Linked DNA regions of Homo sapiens: region 1 is linked to region 2. Evidence: read pairs that join two places in POLR2A ChIA-PET (ENCODE). Cell type or tissue: PC-9. All regions are shown on one strand. Links, peaks and the distances in the headings refer to the core of each region. The heading gives the core; the rest is flanking DNA.

Evidence for each region. ChIA-PET counts read pairs that join two places held together with the same protein. Peaks named below come from ENCODE experiments on the same cell type or tissue, not always from the same donor. Only the 100,000 strongest peaks of a DNase experiment are listed, where the experiment ranks them.
Region 1: POLR2A ChIA-PET joins it to region 2 with 8 read pairs; 4 of 35 experiments call an interaction of 5 or more read pairs at or near these places.

The regions. Positions count from the first base shown.
Region 1 is chr14:23,638,350-23,642,734 of GRCh38, reverse strand. DHRS2 (dehydrogenase/reductase 2) reads right to left here. Exons shown (of 9, transcript NM_005794.4): 2 at 3,731-3,908; 3 at 3,379-3,556; 4 at 2,840-2,941. The coding sequence starts at 3,870. Among named protein-coding and RNA genes, the nearest start is that of DHRS2, 4.2 kb to the right of the region's middle. In PC-9, for the core only: no CTCF peak of the experiment used is centred there; a DNase peak (open chromatin) is centred at 2,054; H3K4me3 peaks cover 2,466 bases; H3K27ac peaks cover 3,101 bases.
Region 2 is chr14:23,692,416-23,696,800 of GRCh38, reverse strand. It overlaps LOC105370408 (a long non-coding RNA gene), which reads right to left and starts at 4,070. Exons shown (of 3, transcript XR_943609.2): 1 at 3,829-4,070; 2 at 3,455-3,695. RefSeq lists an enhancer at 1,907-2,423. In PC-9, for the core only: no CTCF peak of the experiment used is centred there; a DNase peak (open chromatin) is centred at 2,080; H3K4me3 peaks cover 1,599 bases; H3K27ac peaks cover 3,793 bases.

The sequences.
Region 1 (4,385 bases), core at 315-4,314, 54 kb after region 2:
ATTGGCCTGGTGTGGTGGTGCACACCTATAATCCTAGCTACTCAGGAGGCTGAGGCAGGAGGATCCCTTAAGCCCAGGAGTTTGAAGCTGCAGTGTGCCATGATCATGCCACTGCACTCCAGCCTGGGTGACAGAGTGAGACCCTGTCTCTTAAAAAGAAAACAACAACACACTGTAAGCAGAGGCCTCTGGAGAAAGACTGAAGACAGCCTGATGGAGGGGAAGCAGGTGCTAGAAGCAAGGGAGATTTCTGGAAGAGCCTTTTTTGTCTCTCTGAGCTTTCATTTGCTTGTCCTCTTACCTTGTCCCCATAGAATTTAAGGCATACTCACAATGCAACAGCATAAAATAAATCAAATAGGTACTATGTGTGAAGAAATGGAGAAAAGGAAAAATCAGTGTAGAAAAATAAGAAAAAGCAAGAGTGAGGTTGGTGCCTACAGTTCACAGCATGTGATAAGGACTGAGCATTTATTCTATTATTTGGTCATAAAAATGCAGGCTGTAAGGGCCTACACACACCAGCTTATCGCAGACTTGGCTCTGAGCTTTCCTGCAGCCAATACAAACAGGGAGACACAACAGAGAATTGCCATGCTGGGAGCTAGATGTCTATGCTGATCCTGCTTGTGACTAAAGTCTGAATCTGGGCTAAGTCACACATGTCCTGACACTCTGGAAGCTCTGTCTGGTGGGTCTGGGAACGGGGGAGAAGTGAAAGAGGAAGTAGCAAGGAAAGATGCAGAGGCGGAGCCTGGGAGCTAGGGCAGTGCCAGGTGGGACTGACATGGCACCAGGAGTCCCTCCTGCAGGGATCTGTCCTGATTCAGGTCAGCTGCATCCTGCATCTCTAGGGAATGAGACCACATCTGCAACTCACCAGGACTGTTCACTGTTTTTTCCACCCCCCAATCTCACTCCCACTCAATCCCTTGGATGTGGGAAGGAGAAATACTTAAGCTGAATGTTGCTGTGGCCCATTTGATGACAGGTTACCAGTGTGGGGGATGACCCCCAATGACTGCAAGAAGTGGTCCAGATGTCAGAAGTGGGTACCACCCTGAGGTCCCTAATAAGAAGGAATTGAGGATTAGGTTAGCTGTAAGGGTTTCCTGGTCAAAACAGACCCCAACCAGCCCACAGGATATCTGTCCAATACTCCATGTGCATCAGGCTGAGTGAGGGGCTGAGGTAAGACCCCTCCTGGACTCAGGAACAAAAACCAAGCCAAAGAAAAGGTGAGACTCCCTCCCTTGATGAAGAAAACTGCCCCATTAGAAAGTAAGAGAGAGTAGCTCAGTGTGCCAAGTAGTTCTGAGCAGAGAACTATCCATGAGCCTGAAAGAGGGCGCACGCTGGAGTCGCTGGAGAAGGATGGAGGTGATGTGGTTTTGGTAGTTTAACAGATCAGAGGTTTCCCAACCTGCTGGAAAGAAGGGGGGTCTGCCTGGAGATGGCCTCAAAACTGGCTCAAGAATAAGATGAGTGGTAAGGAATTCTCCTTACAGGACACCTACGGAAAACACATTTAGTTGAAAGCAGAGCATCTGGTAAATTCTAAACTCATTTTGTGACAATTTCACCTCTGAGGTGATGGCAGATGTGATCGGGGACGAGTCATCAATGATTTCTGTCCAGTGGTACAGAATTGCTCACTGAAGGCCAAGTCCTTGGAGAACAGGGGAGAATCAGAGAAAGTAAGGTCAGATTGTTGGCATCTGCCCTCAGCTTCAGGAGGGAGGACTGCAACAGTTTCGAGAAAAAGAGTCATGATCCTGTGAACTGAGACACTAAACAGCAAAATGATTCAGGAGGGTTAGGAGACTGTCAGCAATAAAATCCCAGCTATAAAATCACAAATGATCCTTTGGAGGCATTAACAACATAGCTAAAGAGCCTGGGGAAGCTGCTCAGCAGGGGCTGCAGGGAGCTCAAATTTCAGATCATCTCTGAGGATGTAGCCAAGGGCACCCAGCCAAGGGCAGATAGAAGGGAGGGGCCAGCCTGAAGATGATGTTGGCAAGTGAGAGTGCAGGATCTAGGGAAGGCAGAACACTCTAAGGCCAGAAGGCAGGAAACACTTTGACCCAGTGCTTAGGGCAGAGTGGTGAATGCTCACAATAGCAGAAAGAATGAGATTCATCACGACGCATTCTGGCAGAGAGAACAGAAAACAAAACATGAGAGTGAAGGGAACAGAAGTCACTGGGGAACAACTAGGCCCAAGATGAGCTTCAAGGCATTTTACAAGGTCTCTCCCGGTCCCTTGTGGACAAGGTAGCAGAATCCTTGAATGGACTTACAGCAGGCTGGGATGTCTAAGCCCCCGGAATGCTGATGGCTGGATCTGGTCCTGTCGGCAAGTTTGTGTGGGACTCAGTGAGGAGCCCCCTTCTAGGAGAGACAGTCTCCGCTACAGGCACAGGTCACCAAAGAAAAACACAGTATCCGTATCTTCCCCTACAAAAGGGTGTACCATACAAAAATGTTTGACTCTTACAGAGAGACTCTGACTAACCATTCACAGCTGTATCCCTAGAGCCTGGAATAGTGGTGCCTGGCAGACAGCAATAAATACCTGCTGAATGATTAAATGAAAAAGTGATGAGAAGAGAAAACAAAGCAGAAAGTGTGGGGGCCAGATTTAAGAACCAACAAGCCAGAAAGTAGCATCCGGGCACATTTTGGGAGACAGCTGGCCAGGCAGGACTACCACCCAGGGCCTGCTTCTCCCATAACCTCTGGAGGGAAACAGAGTCTTGGTGGGCACAGGCATGCTGGAGCCCAGTGCAGAGCTGGAATCGGGCCCTCAGCCGCCTCCCCAGGGGAGGCCTCTCACCTTGTCCCAGATCTGCTCACTGGTCCCCAGAGTGCTCCCTACCAGAGGGTTGACCCCTGCGCTGCACACCAGGAAGTCGACGCCCCCACAGTGCTCCAGGGCCTGCGGAGAGGAGATTGGATGAGTGTGGAGATGGCCTGAGGAGGACTATCCCTCCCAGGGCAGCCCAGGTCATAAGGCCTTCAGGCAAAGCTTGCAGAGCTCCTAAAGGAAAATGACCTAGGTGTCCCAAGGGCAGGCTCCTGGGGCCAGGCACTGAGAGAGGAAGGTCTGCTCCAGGAGTCCCTCTGGGGACCTCCCTCACCCCTTCAGACTCCTCCTCCACAGTGATTCTCCCCGGGCCTGGGGGTGGGGTGAGGGTCCTCTCACGAACAGGTCACTTTCCTGAGGGACCTTCTGGGTAGCGAGGTTAGCTTGGGCAGCCTGGGTGCAGTCATGGTCTCAGGACATATTCTAGACCCACCCCACAAGGGCCAAGCAGTGAAGGAAAGGTTCTGCATGTTCCCCTCTCTGTGTCCTTCCACCGCCTGCCCCCTCACCTTGGCCACCAGCTGCTCCCGGTCCTCAGCCTTCCCCACGTGGCACACAATGCCCGCCACACTCAGCCCCTCCCCCTGCAGCTTGGCCATGGCCCGGTCCACGTTCTGCTGCTTCCGGCTGCTGATGACCACGTGGGCCCCGTCCCGGGCCAGACGTCGGGCGATGGCAAAGCCGATCCTGAATGCAGAGATGGAGGGCAAAAGTCAGCCTCAGCCTCTCTCCACTGTCCTTCCTCTACCCAGCTCTGGAAATCAGCAAATAAGGCTGGGTCTTGCTTTAAAACCCTGAGTCCTTGTGGAAGCCACAAGGACCCTGTGAGGGGCCAGGACCCATGGGCAATCCAGCACTCACCCACTGGTGGACCCCGTGACCACGGCTACCCGGTTAGCCAGGACGCCCTTCCTGTCTATCCCGGTGCTGCTCATCCTCACAGAAAGCCTAGCACAGGGATGAAACCAGCCCTGGTAGCCCCGGGCAACTGCTGACAGCATAGTGGTTGGTGTCTGAGATGCTTCCTGCTGAATCAGGCCTGGGGGAAAGAATCAATTTCACTTATCACTGATGCCTCAGTGAGCATGAAGGTAATCTACCCTCCTCCTTCCTCCAGACAGACAAGGCCAGCAACAGAAAGTGGCAGAGAGTCAGGCTGGTTAGGGTAAATTTCAAACATGTGAACCTCAGGTCAGGAAAGCAATCCATGAAAACTCCTAAGCTATAAAACTGGGGAAATTATTCACAAATTAAAATGTGAGACTCAACATTCATTAGACAAGGGTGATTTTTCCATCCATTGCATAGCAAACATTGAGCACTGGCAATGTGTCAAGCACTGGGCAGTAGAGGCGGGGACACCTTAGTAAACGACAGACTCAGCCCTGGACCCCAACCATGCAGCTTCCCAGTTAAATGAGATGCCAGGCACCAACAAATAATTATACCAGTTATTAATTAACTGCTTCTGTGTCTGGAATTGGTGGGTTCTTGGTCTCGCTGACTTCAAGAATGA
Region 2 (4,385 bases), core at 305-4,304:
CTTAGAGAAGTTGGGTTCTACTTTTTAACCTAGAGTTACCAGGTTTAAAGGGGTATCAGGTTTTTAGGCATTTTTTTCATGTACCTAATTATGAACACTTTGCATGGCTATTTCTGCATTTGTTTTCTTAAAGTTAATTCCCCTAGTTCCTGGAGATCATCTTTAATTTGACTTATGATTTGGGGGTGGCCCACCGAACAAAATCTCATAGGGTAAATACCCAGTTTGTTTGGTGGGGGTGCACCTGACTCAGAGGAGGACCATAGGCAAAACCTGATCCTATCTCAGATGAATTTCCTGGCAATATTTCTTCAGTAGCTGCTTGAGTGTCCGGTTCGTGGTTCCACTTTTCCTGAACTTTGTGGCCGATAGGCTGTGTGTAACTTCCATTTTATTTTTAACAGTCTTGTTAAATCTTGCACTATTTCAGCTACAAATGCTGACCCATTGTCTGACTTTAAAGTTAGAGGCAGTCCAAACCCGGGGATAATGTCTCTTAACAGTACTTTAGTCACTTCTCGTGCTTTTTCTGTCCTAGTGGGGAAAGCCTCACTCCATCATGAAAAAGGTGCAAATAAACACTAGCATATACTGCCAGCCTCCAGCATGGGGCATTTCGGTAAAGTCTATAAGCAAGTTTTTCACAAGGCATGAAGGCATGGCTCCTTCTCAGTTCAGTGTCCCAGAGGAAGGATACTTTTTCTTCCCCCGACCCAACCTTTGTAACTTTATATAGTGGCTTAGCCATCAGTGAGAAATTTGGGATCCAGATGTGGCAGAATCCTGCTGCCTTCAACTTCTAATGTGACCACGGGATCCTGGAGGCTTAATGAAAAGGAGCCTGGTCTGTCCTAGTCCTCATACCCTTCAGCTCTTGCCAGCCCAATCAGATCAGTATCTGGTTCCTCTAACGTGCGGCAGCCCTTGGCCAATGACTTCTTTATATCACAGCATTTACCACTCTCTTTATTACCTTCTGGACATTCATCCTTCCCGTGTCCTTTCTTTTTGCATCCCGCACATTAATCTCTTTCTAGCCTTGTCTGGCTCTTGAATCTCTGCCTAACTTGACCGCTTCCACATCCACATTTGCGTCCACGTCCTCTCACATTGCTAATCTCTCTATAAAGACTGCTGCCAACAGATTGGCCTTTTTCTTAAGCCTTCAATCTGCTTCCTTTTTCCTTCCTGAGTTCTCCTGTTCCTAAGGCCAGCGGGCCAGGCAATGACACCGGCCCCGCCCCCACGCACACACTGCCGTAGGTCTCTCCTGTTTCTTTCGGATTTCTGTTTTTACTTTCTTCTTTCCCTTCTCACATTTACTCTTTTGGGCTGGGTGGGGTCTGCACAACCGTAGTCCCCCTGGGCCATCATTGGCCCAGAGGCTTGGGAGATGCCTGCCGCAAAATGTCAGAATTATGCCCTTCCATCTCCTTTGCTCTTCTCCCGGTGCTGGTCCCCCCCTCCCCCCTCTTTTTCCAGATAGAGCCGGGCTGGGGAAAGGGGCTTAACCCTTGGCGTGCCTAGCTGCCTGGCACCACACTTGTTGCTTTTGCTCTTTTCTGTTTTGTTCTCTGGTCCTGATTAACGTACACTGAGTGGCATTCATGCCTGCAGCTTCTGCTTGATGTTACCCTGGGCTTGCCCTTCCAATGCTGTGTTTACCATGTGCTGATTTTCAGCAGCCTCAGGGTGAAATGGGGTGTAAAACCAGAATACTTCACAAAGTCTCTGTAATACTTCACAAAGCCACTGACTTAGGCTCTCATCACCTCCCTGAAGCACTTTTGAAATCTTCCCTATATTAATTGCTTTCTATCAGCTCTTATCCCTTGCAAAAGCGACCTTTTGGTACCTCTGCAAACGCTGAAGTTGTGTTGCATCCACCAGGTCCCAGTTGGGATCTTGGTCTGGGAACTGACTCTGAGCACGTACCTGAGCATTCACTGCATCTTCTGGTGCATTGGCTTCTAGCCAGCAGAGAGCTGCCTATGTTACTCTCCTGCACTCCTCAGTGTTAAATAATGTGAGGAGGAGCTGCCTGCAGTCTGGCCCGGTTGGATTGCATGTCAGAAAGATGGATTGCATCAGATCTGTAAGAGCTTGGGGCTTCTCCGTGTAGGAGGGAATGTGGCATTTCCAGTTTAAAAGATCAGTGGTTGAAAAGGGCTGGTAGATGAAAGTTCATTGCCCCCTTGAACCTGGCCTTGATCATAATAATAGATGGGTCCTCGCACCTCCCTGAGAGGCATTTGCATAGCTCAAGCACAGCCAGATCTGAGACTGCCTGCTTGACTATCTTGACTTCCTTCCCTGGCCTCTCGAGGCTCCGATTCTGCCCTTTGGGGTGAAACTTGGGGTGTGTTAGCTCCTGAATCTGGTTCCTGGGGGGCTGTTAGCCTTGGCAAAGGGGGGTAGGCTGGGACGAATCTCTGTTCCCTCTGGCAGCTCCTGCAAAACTGGCTTCTCTTGCTCTCTCTGGAACTTCCCCTTTAACTCTGTGTCTGCCAGTGAAGCTGCTAAATAGGGCTGGATCCAGGCTGCTCTTGTCTGTGCTATATTTAACCATGAATCAATTTAAGGAAATTTGTCTGGGTACCCTGGCTGTCCTCCAAGCCCTGTCACCACCTTAAATGCACAGCCAATTATCCCTATCTATAGTTCTTTCAGTCAGCCACCCAACACCAAAAGAAGGCCACTCTAATTCACAGAGAGTTCTCAATCTTTGGGGGTTTAGCTTAAGTCCATAATCCCTTGCAAAATCTTTCTTAAGGTTCTGTAACATGTACTCCAATGGAGTAACTTTTGATGACTTTCCTCCCATTCCTCCCTTTACGACACAGCACAATCACTCTTGCACACTCACTGTTCCTCTCATTTCGGCCGAATATACCATCTCCTATTATGGGAGTTTTCAGATGCTGCTTGGCTTTGCAGAGGTCCTTATTCTCACTGCAACTCTGAGCTATGGGGCAGCTCCTATTAGCCATATGCAGATCACCACTAGTCTTAGTTGGCCCCACACGTTCTTGGAGGATACAGTCCATGCTAAGAGATCTGTGACTCCCCACTTCACAGCTGATGAGCCTAATTAGGCCCCTCCATTCACACACTTCCACACACTTCCCCACTCCCAGTTCCCGTGTTTGTAATTGGGGTGGCAAGCCACTCTCACCCCCTCTACTTTCCCAGTTGGGGTGGTGAGCCACTCTTGCCACCTCCAGTTTCCTAGTTGGGGTGGCGAGCCACTCTTACCATCTCCAGTTTCCTAGCTGACTTAGCGAGCCACTCTCGCATCCTGTGTCGACTGGGGTGTGAGATTCATCCGAATTGATGAGCTACTCCTGTTGCCCCCAGCCCCTCTGGGTCGAACTATTCGGCACATCCCAGGAGGTGATTAGGCTCCCCTTCCATCCCCATGGGACAGGTCCTGCCTTGGGCCCTAAAACCTTACCGCAGTTCCTGAAGGGTGCTGTTTCTGAAATTGTCCTGTAGCTCCTTTCAGGTTCCATTGCACTGCTGGGTAGGGGCGCCGGGTCAGGGGAGAGCTGATTTCCTCTCCGGGCTGAAGTTCTTCCAGTGGTACCTGGGGTCACAGGTCTCCTGAGGCCCAGGGCTCCAGCGCCCAGAGCCAAAGGAAACAGTAAACCTGCTGTCTCTGGTCCTTTTGTGGTCACCAAAAATGTTGCAGGAAACTGAGGACCAGAGAGACTGATATGAGAGTACAGAAGGATTGTTCATTGTAGGTACACGCCAGCTCAGTGGACTCACATCCAAAAAGCTGAGCATTAAACAAAGACAGAGACAGGTTTTTATAAGCAGACTTACAATAAATAAACCCAAACGTTTATCAAATATGATAGGTCACATAATCTATAGCATAGCATAACTTGTGGCCTTGCATAGCTGGTGGCCTTGTAGCTGCATTGAAAGAAAAACAACAAGTGGCTAAATACAGACATTTGTAAAACATAATCATGCTTAAGAAGCCTGGGAAAGGAGTAACAGTAAAAGAATTTGTCTTTCTTTTTTTTTCCTTCAACCTTGCTCTGGAGCTGGGGGGTGTCTGGGGTCCATTCCTTTGGCCTTGGCTTCTCAAACAGTATTATCTTATAACTGTCCTTGAAGTGAGCTTGCTGCACTTTCCTCTGCTAGGCAGAGGAAAACCTGTTTTTTTCTTTTTAACCCTTGCCTTGCCTGTTACTTTCAGAGTGAATGAATGCATATTTATTTTTAAATTTCTGCCTCAATAGGAGGGGGTGGGGAAAGAAGAGAACTCCTCACAGTCAGATTTATAAGGCAGTGGGAGAGGCCAGATAATTATTTCTGTCTCCTCTACAAAGAGGGAGAGCGAGGTGGAAAAGGAGCAGGCTTAAGAAGACTGT